2 separate regions of the Homo sapiens genome follow, and region 2 is linked to region 1. The links are chromatin loops, found by intact Hi-C in ENCODE. Cell type or tissue: PC-3. All regions are shown on one strand. Each heading gives the region's core, and the rest is flanking DNA. Links, peaks and the distances in the headings are about the cores only. Region 1 overlaps CSRNP3 (cysteine and serine rich nuclear protein 3). Region 2 overlaps CSRNP3 (cysteine and serine rich nuclear protein 3).

Region 1 (2,929 bases), core at 278-2,777:
ACGTAAAATATACTAACACTAAGGATAGATGATGAGCTAAAACAAAAAACAAAAAAACTCATAATGTTTTAAGAAAGTTTACAAATTTGTGTTGGGCCGCATTCAAAGCTGTCCTGGGCCACATTACAGCCTATGGATCACAGGTTGGACAAGCTTGGTTTAGACTATATTCACTGTTTGATTAACATAATAGTATAAGGACAGAACATTATAGATTACTAAAAATCATGATTTTAAAAAGTTGGGAATGAAAAGGATTTAATTTAAACTAACAGTTAAACATTTGTTCAGGTATTTAGGAACATTTGGTTAACTAAAGCTATTTCTCAAAATTATAAAAGTATCATAGCATAATGTGTTTTTTTTTTTTTTTAACTGAGTTCTCTTTTCTTGAATATTGTAATAAAACCTATATACCATCAATTCAGCCACTGTCCTCTTCATCTTCTATCTGGCCCAGTAGACCATCTGGTTGATAATTTGACGTTGTGAATATTTTTACTTTTGCCAGCTAAGCTCTTCCGACCTGCTATCACAGATGAGCCACTCACAGGTATTATCATCAGCTTGTTTACAATGTCTCTCATGTCACCATTTGAATTTGGTGAAGCAATCAGAAGAAACAGCAAAATTACGTTCCTTTCTGAGTAAAGCTAAAGAAGAAAAGCTTTTCCTATGCAACTCAATCCAGACACTGGTGTTTCTTGGGCCCTCAGCCCATTGCTGATTGAAGCAAGCACCCTTACCTTATTAAGTTCATTAGAATAGAACTTTATCATAGTTTCTTGGTGTTTTGTGCTTGCTGGAAGAATTTACTGGAAGAATGCACAATAGATTATTTTGCACTTTCACAAATCACAAAAAATCCCTCCTCTCATGCCACCTTGTAATGCAAGTTGTTTAACATGCCTGTTGATCTAAAATCTTCCACCTTTGCCAAATTACAAAGGTGGAAGAATCTTTGTTAATGATCCTTGCAGTTAAAAGTTACTCTCACTTTGCTTAAATACAAAATCAGCAATGCAAAGGATAAACCGAATCTCCCAAGTAAAAGTGGACAGAGGGGCTCTTGATGCCTCCTATTGTTCCTGATAGAATACCCCCTAAGGCTCATGCACTACACAGTGTGATGGAATAAGGATCCTACGGATCAGATGAACCCAGGACTCACAGCTCACCTTCCTTTCATTTTCCGGCCAGGAAAGAAATAACATCTCATTAAAGTGAACATCTCATTACCATATAAGAAAATTATTGCCATGCCAGAGTTACTTCCTGTCAAGTTCATTTCTTCCTACATCAGTGGTAGGCAGGCCTGTGCTTAATCTATTAACCATCACTCAGCACTCAAACTTTTTCAGATTGTTTGGTAAATTCATGATTCACCTTTGGTAAATTCATGATTCACCCAAATGACTTTACATGTTTTATTTACTGGGTTTCAAGGGCAGGAATTTTCATGTACGTGGTTCTAATCCAGGTGGATTTTCCTATTTAGATGTTTTGGTTAATTGCACAGTCATTTACTTTCTCACCAAGAGAACGAATGAAGGTTGTCAGATTAACAAAAAACAACAAAAAAGTAGATTTCTCAGTTAAGGTTGAATTTCAGATAAATTTTAGTGTAAGTATGTCCCAAATGTCAATTTTTTTAATCTGAAATTTAAATTTAACTGGGTGTCCCATATTTTTATTTGCTAAATCTGACAACCCTAAGAGGTTCTTCTGCAAATCGTGTTACCTGCTCCTCAGACATGGGGATTTATGGTGTTCTTAAGACATATTTTCTGTGGTCATTTCCTTATGATAGATAACAGAACAGGAAATAGGGGCAAAATATAAGAAGAAAAAAGGATTAAACACTAGATGAATATCAGTGGGATAGTAAGAACTAAATGAGTTATCTATGAAAGCCATGGAATTTTTAGACTGTCAAAAAAGAGTAAAATAAACAAGATTTCAAGATATACCCAAAGGTTCATTTCAGCCATTCTTCCACAGGCATTAAAATGAATGTTTTTATCCGTCCTCTTGATTTGACATTTTTAATCAAACCCTCCACCTAATATGCTTCTGGCTTCTGATATTTTCCCTTTGAACTCACCATTAACTTTGCCTTCCCAATAGGACAGAAATATATTAAATGAAACAATTGTACTTATAATCACAGAAAATCTAGTGTTGTTTCTTTATTAGTTTTTTCTTGCAGACAGAGATGGAAACATTAACAGTTTTCTGCTACTTTTTCATAAATGTGCTCACAGGCTTCTGAGCAATGGTCATATCTAATGTAAATGCTAAACAAATCATATATGTTAGTGAAGAATAACAGATTTCTGAGATCATAACATGCTTATTTAATGTTTTAAAATAAAGTAGTTCTTATTTAAATTTTGCAATAGACAGGGAAGTGTGGGTGCAGGGAAAGGGAAATCCCTGAGAATGTGGCCAAGACGTGAATTCATGGATTATACTGATAAATGCACAAAAAAGATAAATTGGTGACAGATGAGGAAATGATACTGGCTTTGAAATGCAATTGAGTCTCTGGAGTAGTACCCAGCCAGGTGGCCCCCTGTTCACAATGTCTCCCTCTCGGCCTAATGGCCACGTAGTTGAATGATCAAGGGGCAGACACCTGACCCAAGATAGGTCAAAAAGTTGCTCAGCCTTTGGAACATTACAGTTGAACTGTGACACAGAGAGAAGTTGCTGGAGCTTAAATCTGGTAATTGCAGAGCTCCAGAGAAGGAATTTTTATAGCCATAATCCCAGAAGCTGCCCTAGTTCCTGTTTCCTGAGTTTTGGTTTCAAGCTGTATCGTAGATTGCATGAACTAGTCCAGTGTTTTCCCAACAGAAGTCTTTTGCTTAAGTTAGTCTAGAGTTGGCTTTTGTGTTGCTTGTGAGCAAAAAAAAATTGTATGATG
Region 2 (2,929 bases), core at 278-2,777, 77 kb before region 1:
TTATTGTTAGAAAGCCTGTGGTTTGTTCCACATTTTTTAAGAGAATAAAACTTGTCAGGGCAGCCCTAGCAACCATTCAAGAGCTTATTTGGGCATTCTTGTTCTCCAGGACAAAAATCGCATGGTTTCCATGCAGGAACATATCCATGATAACACTTAAGGTAGGTGCCATCGACTGCTTGATTAACTAAAAGTTGAGCTAACCAATTATGTAAAGGTCTCCGTCTTTTATTCCTATCAGTGGATGTCAGTTTTTCTTTTTTTAGAATCGATTTCTATTTTCTGCAGCTGAACATGAAAGTACACTGACTAACATAGTCTGCAGTTTAGCTGTGTTCCCAGGACCATCTGTAAGAATTTATGCATTTCCTGGGAATCTGATCAATTCTACCGGCAATTCTGTTTTCTTTGTAAGATTAAGTAACCCTGCAATTAATTTTATATTTAAAAGTTGATGTTTCTTTGAAAAAATTGTGAGCCCCATGTCCAAAAGACATTCTGTACTTTAAAATTGACTTCCCTGAATAAGTCTCTTTTATGCACACATACAAAGAATTTTATGTTAAAAGCATGGATATCATCATACCACAGACTTCGTTTAATATTTCTTCCTTTCTTTCTTCTTTTTTATTTTTTGGCTTGACTTCTCCATCTTCTTCCCCTCTGTCCTTCATTCACATCTCTTGCCCCTGCGAGTAACTCTTATTGACAACCTGGTTTATATTCTTTCATGTGTTTTTAAAATATTGAATAATCATAAACATTTACATATTCTAAGAGGAATTTTTAGTCAAAAAATGGATTATATTTTCTCTGAGGGTTTTCTGTCAAAAAAACAGATCATATCTATACATTTTTCTTCATCTTGGTTTTCTCATTGGACAGCACCTTATGGAAATTCCCCAAGTTATTTGTCATAGCTGTATTTTAGTAACTTTTATTTGTTTAATAATTTCATAATATTACAAGGTATGGACATTTAACAGTTTAGTCTGTCTTTCCCCTATGGGTGCTCATTTGTTTCGGGTTAGTTTTTATGTTACTATGAAAAAGGCTATAATATATATTCTTTAAAAAATATCCTTATAGACTTATACTTCACCTTTTATGAGACAGACATTTATGGACTAACACTGACTTAACAGATATTAGCATATTGCTTTTTCCAAATGGCAGTAAAATACATACTCCTATCAGCTTTGGATAAGATTATACTTTTTCCCATAAATACCAAGTAATAGGTGTTTATCCATTCAACAAGAGAAAGCCCCTCCCCTCATGATGTCTACATTAGTCATCAAGATGGATAATAACTAAATAGCTCTATAAAGTCACAAATGTGCTGTGAGGAAAAATAAAATAGGGTTAAGGAATAGGAATGGGGATAGCTATTTTAAATAAAGATGTTTATATAAGGCCACTCCAAAGAGAATATTTTGGGGGCTCAATGAAGTGAGGGAGTAGGCCATGTAATATGTGGGGTAGGAGGAGGCTTCCAGGAGAAATAATAACAAATGTAAGATGTCAGAAAAGAGCTTGACACTTGTGTGAAGACTGGATTCGAAGTTATTGTCAGGTAGTGGAAGTGAAAGATGTGGGGACTTGGCCTAAGGTGGTAGCTGTGGAGATGATGAGAAGTGGTCAGATTGAGGATGCATCTTGAAGGCAGAGCTGAAAGGCAATGCTGATTGTTTGGCTGTGGGGTGTGAGAGAAAGACATGAACATGAATTATTTATAGGCTTTTTACAATAAGCATTTTATTTTCAAATAATGTTAGAGTTTTGAAAAAGTTGCAAAAATATCACAGAGAGTTCCCATGCACCCTTTGCTCAGCTTCCCCCAGTGTTAACCTCTTACATAACAATAGCACACTTGTCAAAGTAAGAAATTACCACTCGGTATCATGCTATTAAACAAGGTACAGACTCTTCAGCTTTCACATTTTACCCATGAATATTCTTTTTTTGATACAGGATCCAATCAAGGATACCACATTGAATTCGGTCATCATGTCTCCTTAGTCTCACTGAGGTGTGACAGTGACTGTCTTTCCTTGTTTTTTATTATCCTGATTTTTTGAAGAGCTTGAGTCAAGTTATTTTAGAATGTTCCTCAATCTTAGTTTTCTCTGATGTTTTCTAATGATTAGACTTCGGGTAAGGGTTTTTGGGAAGAACACCAGAGAAGTAAAGTACTCTTCATATTGAATCATATCGGGGATATATAATATCAGCATAATGTATCACTGGTAATATTCACGTTAGTCAGTTGGTTGAGATAGTGTCTGCAAGATTTATCCACTGTAGCATTACTATTTTTATTTTTTCACGCTCTGTTTTTTTGAAATAACTAACCCAACCCAGGTCACACTCAAGGTCGATGGTGGTGATCAAGCTTTGCTTCTTAAATGGGGATGATCTGTATATGTTCTTTGGAAACTTTTTGTAAGGAACAGTTTTTCTCTTCTCTCTCATTTACTTGTTTACTCAGTCATTTATTTAGATCCATATAGACTCATATATATTTATTTTTTCTTGGGATTATAATATAATACTACCATTAATATTTGTTGCCTCAGCTATTTCAACTCTGACCATTGAGAGCTCTTTCAGGTTTGCTCTTGTATCCTTTTGACATGCCCTGGTCTATCCTATTTTTCTTCTTCCTTACTTTCTGGTATTTACACAATGTTTCAGGTTCATCTTGTATTTCCTCTTTCCTGGTCCTAAAATCAGCCATTTTCACTAAGGAGCTAGGTTTTAATTGAGCACTTTAGTAAATGATAATGCCATTTCCTGATATAAAGAAGCCCAGAGAGGGTAGAAGCCTGGATTATGTGTCTTCTGTCCTTTGTTCCTTATTACTTATTATTGTTATTTTTTGGACATACTATGTTTGAGAAGCCTATTGGCCATTCAAATGGAGTTG

The links. A loop is a pair of places that touch in the nucleus more often than their neighbours do. Peaks named below come from ENCODE experiments on the same cell type or tissue, not always from the same donor. Only the 100,000 strongest peaks of a DNase experiment are listed, where the experiment ranks them.
Region 2: it touches region 1 in a loop (3-fold over the local background); 2 of 110 quality-filtered maps call a loop at or near these places.

Annotation. Positions count from the first base shown.
Region 1 is chr2:165,584,855-165,587,783 of GRCh38, forward strand. All of the region lies in intron 3 of CSRNP3 (cysteine and serine rich nuclear protein 3), which reads left to right. Among named protein-coding and RNA genes, the nearest start is that of CSRNP3, 120 kb to the left of the region's middle. In PC-3, for the core only: no CTCF peak of the experiment used is centred there; a DNase peak (open chromatin) is centred at 1,377; H3K27ac peaks cover 758 bases.
Region 2 is chr2:165,507,850-165,510,778 of GRCh38, forward strand. The region is part of intron 2 of CSRNP3 (cysteine and serine rich nuclear protein 3); the gene reads left to right. Among named protein-coding and RNA genes, the nearest start is that of CSRNP3, 40 kb to the left of the region's middle. In PC-3, for the core only: no CTCF peak of the experiment used is centred there; a DNase peak (open chromatin) is centred at 1,272.